Regions from separate parts of the Homo sapiens genome. Here region 1 is linked to region 2. The links are chromatin contacts, found by Hi-C or POLR2A ChIA-PET in ENCODE. All regions are on one chromosome and are shown on one strand. Each heading gives the region's core, a stretch centred on a gene start or an enhancer-like site at or near the end of the contact. The rest is flanking DNA. Distances are from core to core; before and after follow the strand shown. Region 1 holds the start of CACNG2 (calcium voltage-gated channel auxiliary subunit gamma 2). Region 2 overlaps CACNG2 (calcium voltage-gated channel auxiliary subunit gamma 2).

Region 1 (4,392 bases), core at 213-2,712, 44 kb after region 2:
TGGAGGAGGGTGGGGAGGGGGGAGTGAAAGGGGAGGGGTGGGGTGGAGAGGGGGGAGGAGATGGGAAGTCAAGTACCTTCTAGGCAGCAGGTTCTCCATAATCCGGAATGGGTCATAACTTCCTCGTTCTTTTTGCTGGTTTCATTCTCACTGACACTTTTGGTCTTGCAAACCCCTCTGGAGTAGAGCCAATAGTCGGTTCCCACAGCTATGGTCATCAGGCTGAAGGCAGCGAAAGCACCAACGGTGGTTAAAAGCATTTGAACACCTCGATCAAACAGCCCCATAATTCTTCATTATATAAACACCCAACCGACTTCTGGTTCTCGGGAGAGTGTGTGTGAGGGTGCAAGTACTAAAGCCAAAAAAAATAAATAAAAATAAAAATTATTCCACTACTAATATAATGGATATATGTATGAATAGAGAATATGGAGAGTTATAAAAAAAGGGAGGTAAGAAAGCTCACGGAAAAGAGTGTAAATTATAAAGATCACACGGGAAGAGGCTTGCCTTTTGAGATCAGAAACTGTTCCAGTTGCAGTGTTTTTTTTTTAAAAAGAAAAGGAAAAAAAAAATAAAAAGACACCCCCCACCCCCCCAAGTGAGATGCCTTAATCTCTTTTTCTAAAATTCTGGTCTCCAGTTTCCATATGTGATAGTTAATTTGGAGATGGCTTCCACAGTGAACCAGGGAACAGCCGAATTCTCAACACCATTTCTCATGGTCGGGACCTAGACAGTTAGAGACTGTGAGAGCCGAGATGCAACCTTCGGTCTTCGTTCTCGGCTCTGCGGCCTGCGCCATGAAAATCCTTTGCTTCGCCAGTTCTCTTCCTTGGGGGGTCTCGGCGCTTTCGTTTCAGACCAGACTTCCCAGTATTCTGTAAGCCCTTGAGCTCAGCTGCACAGGTGCGGGGGTCTCGCTTTCCATGGTTTTGCCCGGGCAGCGGCGGCGGCGGCGGCGGCGGCGGCAGGGCGGGCAGGCGCGGCGGCGGCGGCGGCAGCAGGACGAGCAGCGGCGGCGGTTATTGTTGTTGGTGGCGGGGGTAGTGTTGGCGAAGTGGGGGAGAGAGGGGGTTTCTCCTGGAGAATCGAGGCGGATTTCCCTCCCCCTATCTGCAAAGCTCCTGGAAACGAGGGAGCCGGCGTCTTGCTGCAGGGTGGGCCGCGCGCCTGCCCCCCACTCGCTACCGGCTGGGCGCCCGCGGAGGCGCTCCCACCTACTGCATTACGGGTGGTGCTGAACCGGACAGCTCCCTGCGCCGCCCGCTCCGCGCGCTCCCCGGCTGGCTCCCAGGGCCGCCCGCCAGGAGGGGGGCGCTGGCCAGAGTCCTCCCTCCCCGGGGCAGCAAGGCCAGCGCAGAGCGGGGGCCGCCTTTCCTCTTTTTACCCCTCTCCCAAATCCTAAAATGAGCGCTCTCCTGGGCTCCCGGAGCTTAGAGGAAGGCGTAGCTAGAGATAGCTCGCGCTCTCTCTCTCTCTCTCTCTCTCTCTCTCTCTCTCTCTCTTTCTCTCTCTCTCTCTCTCTCTCTCTCCCCCCTTCCCTCCCCCCTTGGTGTTTCTTCCAGCTCAGCCTCCTTCTCATTCCATCTCTACGTGCCCAGAGCTTCAAATACAACCCTCCCATCACAGTCAGACGGGCACAAAACTTCAACCAGCCGTTTCTCTGCCTGGAAGCGGCGAACATGTAACCTGGACGGGTAATTACAAACACGTCTTTATGTGTTTTTTAAATCATTGTTTTCACTTTGCTTTGCTGGGGATTTGTTTTATTTTGTTGGTCCGTTAGATGTATCTTCTTTCGGTTTTCCTCTCTCTTCTCTTTGTCTCTCTCTGGCTTACCAGGGGGTGTGCATTGCTCTGTGTCTCTCTGTAGTTTTCCGTGAAATTCCAAATCTTGCTTCTACAAGCAGACATTTTGGGAAGATTATTCGTGGAAAAGGGTGCAAAAGGGCGACTCGTAGCTGGGGCTTGGGCAATGATTTTCATTGCAAGGATAAACATGTTCTCAGGGGAAGTGGGTGAAATGTGAATCCTTCTAAGTATCCTATGTCATTCATAAACTGGTTGGGAAGAGATAAAAAATCTTCCTTCCATGAACACTGGAACACCGAAACCCTCCCCTCTTTCTCAGAAGAATCATTGTTTGTGGGTTAATTACAGTGTCACCTTTCATTTCTCTTATGTGCAACTTTTCCTTAACGTGACCTCTGGTAGAAAGAAGCACATTAATTCCTGCTGCTACGGATTACATTTTTTTCTCTGATCACTTTTATGGTTAAGTGAGTAAGAGCACATGAGGCATGAGATGGGTTCATGTTTTTGATATTTTGTGTGTGTGTGTGTTGCGGGGGGGACCCTGGAGAGGATGTGAGTATGATGAGTCTATTGAGGCAGGGGGAGTTGAGAGGTTTCAATCCCATAATTCAATTATTCAGTACTTTCTTCTCTCTCCCTCTACTTTTTTTCTTGAGATTATTTGCTTGACATCTTTCTCAGTGGTCTGGTGATTATCAGAGGTATATAAAAGATGAGTGAATTAAAAACAGTCTTTCTTTGGTGTAAAGTCCATTGCCTAACTTCCTTCGCTCAGGTCAGAGTTGGTCTGCAGGTATGACCAGTGTATTTTTTTTGACATAGAAAAACTACCTGTTTCTTCGCCCAGCACAAAACTTCCTTTCTCCCACTCTGTTCTTTTCTTAGAAGGGAAAGGCTCCCATGAGGGGCAATTGCTGTGCTTCTGGTATCTGGGAGAGGGTCCTGGTGTCTGGAGAACAGAACCAAGATTTCCTCAACCTCTGCTAAGGTACCTTTGGGGTACAGCAAGAGCTATATTTGCAGGCTGAAGACTTCTCCACTTTGGTTTCTTGTCCTGTGAAGATGGGGATGGGTACAGGAATGGAGAGGGCTAATCTGCTGATCCCATACAGCAGGGAACCTAGCAAGTTCAGCCAGTGGCTCAGGTGGCTGATTTTCTTCTGTCCTTGAAGCAAAGGTGAGGGGCAGGCAACAAGTCCTCCTCTGAGATAGGCTAAGCTTTTGGGGGGAGTGGAGAGAAGGTTGGGGGTAGTCACATGAGCCAAAGAGCCTTGCCCTCACTTATTGCTGTCACCTTGGTTGTCTTTGACCTGTCCAAAAATCCCTTTAGACTGCAGATAGAGCCATTCTTCTCATCTCTCTCCCCCTTTCAGACCAACCCCTGAAGGTTTTGCTCAAAAGAAATCAGTAACAGAGGCTCAGAAGCTTCTGTTTGTCCACAGAATCTGCTAACATCTTAGCCACTGACAACGGCTGCAGCTTTAGCAGCATTTGATTAATCTTCTGGCCAGATGATCATTGAGAAAAGGGAAAGGGGTGGGGGAGGAAAGCAACAGCTTTTAGGCTGCCAGCATGGACAGTGCAGAGACTACTGGAGACAGAATGGGCCTGGGGCACAGCTTGACTCTGCTACTCAGTAATGGCATAGCTCCAAACAAGTTAAGTTCCTAGAGCCTCAGTCTTACCATATGTTAAATGGGCAGTTTAGCACCTACCTGTTCCTTTCTGAAGTTCTTCCCAGCTACTGCCAAGCCACCTATCCTATTCAGACCTCCACCATCGCACGTATAGCTCATAATTGTGTATGTGTTGTCTCTTTCACTTATTTGAAACCTCTTTGAGGTCAACAGCTGTGTCTTGTTCACTGTTATATCTTTGGGACCTGGAGTATAGCTTTATATATAGTAGATACTTGATGAACAATGGCTGGAGTGATCACAGTAAGGATTAAATTGTAGACGTGAAGTGCCTGACACATAGTATGCACTCAATAAGTGTGGGTTTTCTCTCATTTCTCCTCCCCTCTTTTACATCCAAATTGGCCTCCTCCTCCTTCTCCTCCTCCTCCTCTCCTCCTCCTCCTCCTCCTTCTTCTTCTCCTTCTTCTTTTTCTTCCTCTTCTTCTTCTTCTTCTTCTTCTTCTTCTTCTTCTTTCTTCCTCTTCTTCCTCTTCTTCCTCATGGGGTCTCCTTGTATCACCCAGGCTGGAGTGCAGTGGCATGATCTTGGCTCACCCACACCCTCGCCTCCTGGGTTCAAGTGATTCTCCTGTCTCAGCCTCCCGAGTGACTGGGATTACAGGTGCCTGCCACCTTGCCCAGCCAATTTTTGGAATTTTTAGTACAGCCAGGATTTCACCATGTTGGCTAGGCTGGTCTTGAAGTCCTGACCTCAGTCCTGACCTCAGTCAGCCCTCCTTGGACTCCCAAAATGGGCTGGGATTACAGGCGTGAGCCACCGTGCCCGGCCTCCAGCCTCTGTTTCTATATGGTTCCTGTACCACACCCCTCCCCTTCCCAACCTAGTTCTTCTCCTTAGGTCCCTTCTGCTCACCATGCAAGGCTACCTGGG
Region 2 (4,232 bases), core at 1,302-3,801:
ATAATTTGTGGTCAGACTTAAGGGTATATGGAATCCGGCCTCAAAGGAAAACAGTCCCAGCCCTGGAAAGCTCATGCTACTCCCATGTCAGATAGAGGGGCCTGGCCTGGACTCGGGAGGGCTCTGCCTGGGAGAAGAAGAGGTGTGCACGTTGCTCCAGGAGCCCGGCTGGAGGACACGGGGGCCGGAATTGCTTTTATTGGATAAATCTTCTCTGGATTGAGGAGTTCATCTTAAGAAATTTTTGATTCCTATGCTGGATAGGGCTGGACACTGGATCTACACTCTGTGCCTATAATTTTTAAAAACCTACAGAGTTTTCATTTTTATAAATCCTAGAACTTTTTTTTTTTCTGGATACAATAAGATTGGCCCGCAAATGGACAGTGGCGTAATGAGCAAAAGTGTCGTGAGGTCTGTGTGTTTCCTTTGCTATGGCTCAGGGAGTGGAGGCTTGTAGTTCCAGAATATTGAGTAGGCACAGAGAGCTCTGGAGCCCCCGGGAGCCAGGCAGGTAGTAAAATCCTAGTGTGGTTATGGTGCTGGGGCAAAGAAAATCTCCGTTCACTCCCAAGCTCTCCAGAGTGTCTGAGGCTGTAGAGAGGCTCACTGAGACTGTGAAGTGGGCACAGGCTTTGTGTCTTGGGGGATGAGCCTAGAGACTTTTCACTTCTGGGGGTTTGTCCAGTATGTTCCTCTAAGGTTGTCATAATAAGTGCATCATTACCAAGTATTACAGCAGGTACTGGTTTGCATCAGGGCTGCTGACGTTGTCTGTGGGCATTGTTAAGAAACCAATCTGGGAAACAAATCTGAACAAAGACCTCACAAAGCCACAGGAGTGAAAAAATAATGGCCCATGAACTTGAGTGGGGGCAGGTATAGAGGGAAAATACCCTAGTCTTTATTTGAAGGAAGATTGCCCGGAACTGTGAACTTTAGATCAAGACAAGAATCCAAGATCAAGGCAGATTCTACCTTATGATTAAGGGAAAGTCCTCCTCTCGCCAATAAGGGCAGGTAGTGACAGGCATCAGGGAGGCCATGGGGCCTGGGAGAGGGAAGAGGAGCAGAGAGAAGCACGCACTGCATGCTGGGCTTTTCACACATGAGAAAGCCTTAAAAATAACCCTCCAGTGGTTATTACTTCTCCCATTTTCTAGATAAGGATAATACAGCTCAGAAGCTAGATAATTTACTATCTCAGGGCTTCTAAGTGTTGGGGTGGGATTTAAGCCTGTCTTCCTCATCCATCTCTTTTTAAATTCCTTCCGTCCTTTATTCAACACATCTGTATCCAGCCCTTGCCCAGGTGCTGGGTACACTGCAGGGACCAAAGCAGGAATGTTCCTGCCCTCAGGGAGCTTTCAATCTGTGGGCATGATGACAGTGAACAAAGTAACAAACCATAATGTAATCACAGAGGGCAATAGTGCTCCAGGGGGAATAGGCGGGGTGTGGGGACAGGGCAAGAGTGTGCGGGGAAGGGACTCCTTAGGTTGGGTGGTCAGGACTGGCTCCCTGCAGAGACTGAAGATAAGATGGAGCCTGGTATTGGGGTGGGGACAGCAATGACGCTGGGAGGGAAGGAAGGGGTGTGCAGGTTATAGGAGCCGAGGGAGCGCCAGACGGTGGCTCTCCGAAGTGTATGTATGCCCTTTCACTCCAGCATGTGGCTTGGCAAGAGAAGCATTGGAGTCAGAGGAGGAAATACCACATTACACAGTGGGTAGGAAACTGACTGCCCTTAGAAGTCTAAGACGGTGTGGGCTGAAAATACCAACTGCTTCCCGCTAGGTGTAGGCACAGGCCTGCTGAGAGATTTCTATGGCATTATTAAGGGAAAGCGGGAGGGTGGGGGCTCTGTCCTCTTGTGGGTGAGGGCCTGGGCAGCAACTTGTCTTCCCACAGCACAAGCTCCGACCCTACCAAGTCAGAAAAGAGGCTGGGACAGGGCCACGTGGAGTCAGGGAGTGGGGAGAGGGCTGTCCCCCATGGCGACCCTGATGCTACTTCTCAGGGACGGGAAAGGAGAGGAAGGAGTGTGTTAACCAGGTCAAAGGCTGCTCCACAGTGAACACTGTGCTGTTTCACGTTACTTATTTCATGTGAGGAAACTGAGGCTCAGAGAGGCAAATTACCTTGCCCAAGTTCATGAATCCAGGAAGGGTATGCCGTGGAGTCTTCCTGGCTTCAAAACCCAGGTTCTCTCCTGTGACCCGGGCTGAGGGGCAGCAGATTACCTGGCCCCAGGAAGGAGTGGGGCCAAAGAAGCAGGACCTGGGGTGATTCTGGGGCCGGGGGAGGGAGGGAATGGCAGGGGTGGGATGGTGCGGGGACACAGGCACACAGGTGAAATGCTGATGTACTGAGATAGGCTTTGCTTGGGAGATCAGAAAGACCTGTGTTCAAATGCCAGCCTGTGCCAACTGCTGGAATTTAGCAGCCAGATGGAACACCTTGAATATCTGCGCGGCCCCTCCCCCAGCCTGCCACCCCCGAGAGGAGGCCCTCACAGCTCCTCTTGCCTCTGGCTGCCTGAGTAAGCAGTCCCCTAGAAGAGCCTGACTCATTCGCCTTGGCTCCCTGCCACCAGAGCTGCAGGGAGGACAGTAGCCCAGTGGCTGGTGGCTTCCAGCTTGCACTGACTGCCCAGCCTCCTCTGGGGAGCAGATGGGGACAATCCCCCCACGACTCTGCTCCTGGTACCCGCACAAGCCGGGGCCTCCCAGGTCAGCTCTCATTCCCTGGCACAGACCTGTCCCACCTTCTTGTATGTGGTTCTGTGTTTATGTGTCATTGTCCCTCACTAGGCCGTGAGCTCTTGCAGGGCAGGGATGCCTGAGTCATCTCCCGTCCCCAGTGCTCATGACAGGACTTGGCACCATGTAGGGGCTGCTCAGCAAATATTTGCCAAATTCCCTTCCAAATCAAACAGGAAATCCCCCTACCCTTGCCGGGGGGCAGTTGCTGGTGGAGCCGGGCCCGTGACCATGGCTTCTGCGGGCTGCTCACCCGGCTTCAGCCCTCCAGTGCCAGGCGCGCACAGGCATATGTCACATTTCAGCATTGTTTTCCTTCCGATGCTGCTTTCGATTGCTGGTTTTATTCCAGCCCATTCTCACTCTCTGTCTTGGAAAATCACAAGGCAACTCCACGCTGCTCCTGGAATTCTTGCCAATGTGATTCAAGAGGAATTGAGCACACTGCGCTGAGCTCCCCTCAACACAAAGACGCTGCTACTTTCAGTGTGGTGGCCTTCCTTCCACCAGCCTGGCCCCCCACCTTGCCCAGGTGAGGCGGGCGGGGCGGGGCAGCGTGTGCGCTTGGCTGTTTCACCCAGTTGTCACCCACAAAGTGCCCCAGTTGAAAGCACCCAGGGCTGGGAGGTGTGGGTTGTTAGATAAACGTGGAAGCAAGGTTGCCCCATAACAGCCCAGAGCCTTCCCTCATCCCAGTCCTCACTCACAACCTACTCTGCTAAAGTTTTTTAAATCATGGCTTCTTTACTAGCTATGTGACTTGGGATAAATGACTTACTCTCCTCTGTGCCTCAGTTTCCTCATGTGAAAAATGGAGACGATTGTTACAGGATTAAATGAGATACAGTGGCAGTACCCAGCACAGGGCTTGGTGTACTGTGGGCATTCAGTGACTTCTGGCTGTGATGCCAATGACCTGTGTCAGTGCCGGCACATGCTTTCTGAGTGCAGGCAGGTTCCTTGGTGCTAAGCCCTATTACCGTGAAATCAATCAACTCCGTGCTCGGACCCTCCCAGGCACACCGTTTGAGAGCAGGCTTGGATTCAGTCTCCTATCAGTCTCTAGAGGAGTCCGGAAGTGGAATGGGGAGCTGAGGCTGCCATGTACGTCGGAGGCAGTACCCGATGGGGTGTGACTCTCTGTAGCTCCTCCAAGCACCTGGGGAGCAACATTTACATGCAGCCTCCTGAGATCGCATGTTAGATGGAATCATATTTATTTCTTCCTTAGTCGGAGATTACACGGTGAAGTGGGAGAAGTGTGGACTTGCCCTCCCATCATGGCCATTTCTGGGCTGAGTGACATGGGACAAATCATCCAACTTCTCTCATGCTTATGGGAATGGGATGTCAGGAGGTTCAGTGTGGACTTGAACCGTGTGGGGCCTAGGGTGTGCCATTGAAAACAGAACCCTGCTCTGTTCCTAAGAGCATCGAGCATATTAAGCGATCCTGTCATCCCAAATCTGT

The links. Hi-C counts contacts between places; a loop is a spot of excess contacts on that map. ChIA-PET counts read pairs that join two places held with the same protein, here RNA polymerase II (POLR2A). Pooled maps may share reads with other maps.
Region 1: a map of dorsolateral prefrontal cortex shows a loop between it and region 2 (5-fold over the local background). The contact joins the promoter of CACNG2 here to the enhancer-like site in region 2. A Hi-C loop is called at or near these places in 16 of 168 maps with a recorded cell type or tissue (A673, CD8-positive, alpha-beta T cell, Calu3 and 13 more), 4 of 37 single-sample maps with no recorded cell type and 13 of 50 pooled maps. POLR2A ChIA-PET finds 5 or more read pairs at or near these places in 4 of 52 experiments (Caco-2, HEK293T, Panc1 and 1 more).

What each region holds. Positions count from the first base shown.
Region 1 is chr22:36,702,290-36,706,681 of GRCh38, forward strand. It overlaps CACNG2 (calcium voltage-gated channel auxiliary subunit gamma 2), which reads right to left and starts at 1,463. Exons shown (of 4, transcript NM_006078.5): 1 at 77-1,463. The coding sequence starts at 287. It overlaps CACNG2-DT (CACNG2 divergent transcript), which reads left to right and starts at 1,587. Exons shown (of 4, transcript NR_134623.1): 1 at 1,587-1,703.
Region 2 is chr22:36,657,345-36,661,576 of GRCh38, forward strand. The region is part of intron 1 of CACNG2 (calcium voltage-gated channel auxiliary subunit gamma 2); the gene reads right to left. Among named protein-coding and RNA genes, the nearest start is that of CACNG2, 44 kb to the right of the region's middle. Within about 2 kb of position 2,552, at least 19 of the 41 ENCODE cell types and tissues checked have a DNase peak (open chromatin) inside an H3K27ac peak, as active enhancers do; they include A673, HCT116, PC-3 and 3 more, where a contact is called at or near this core.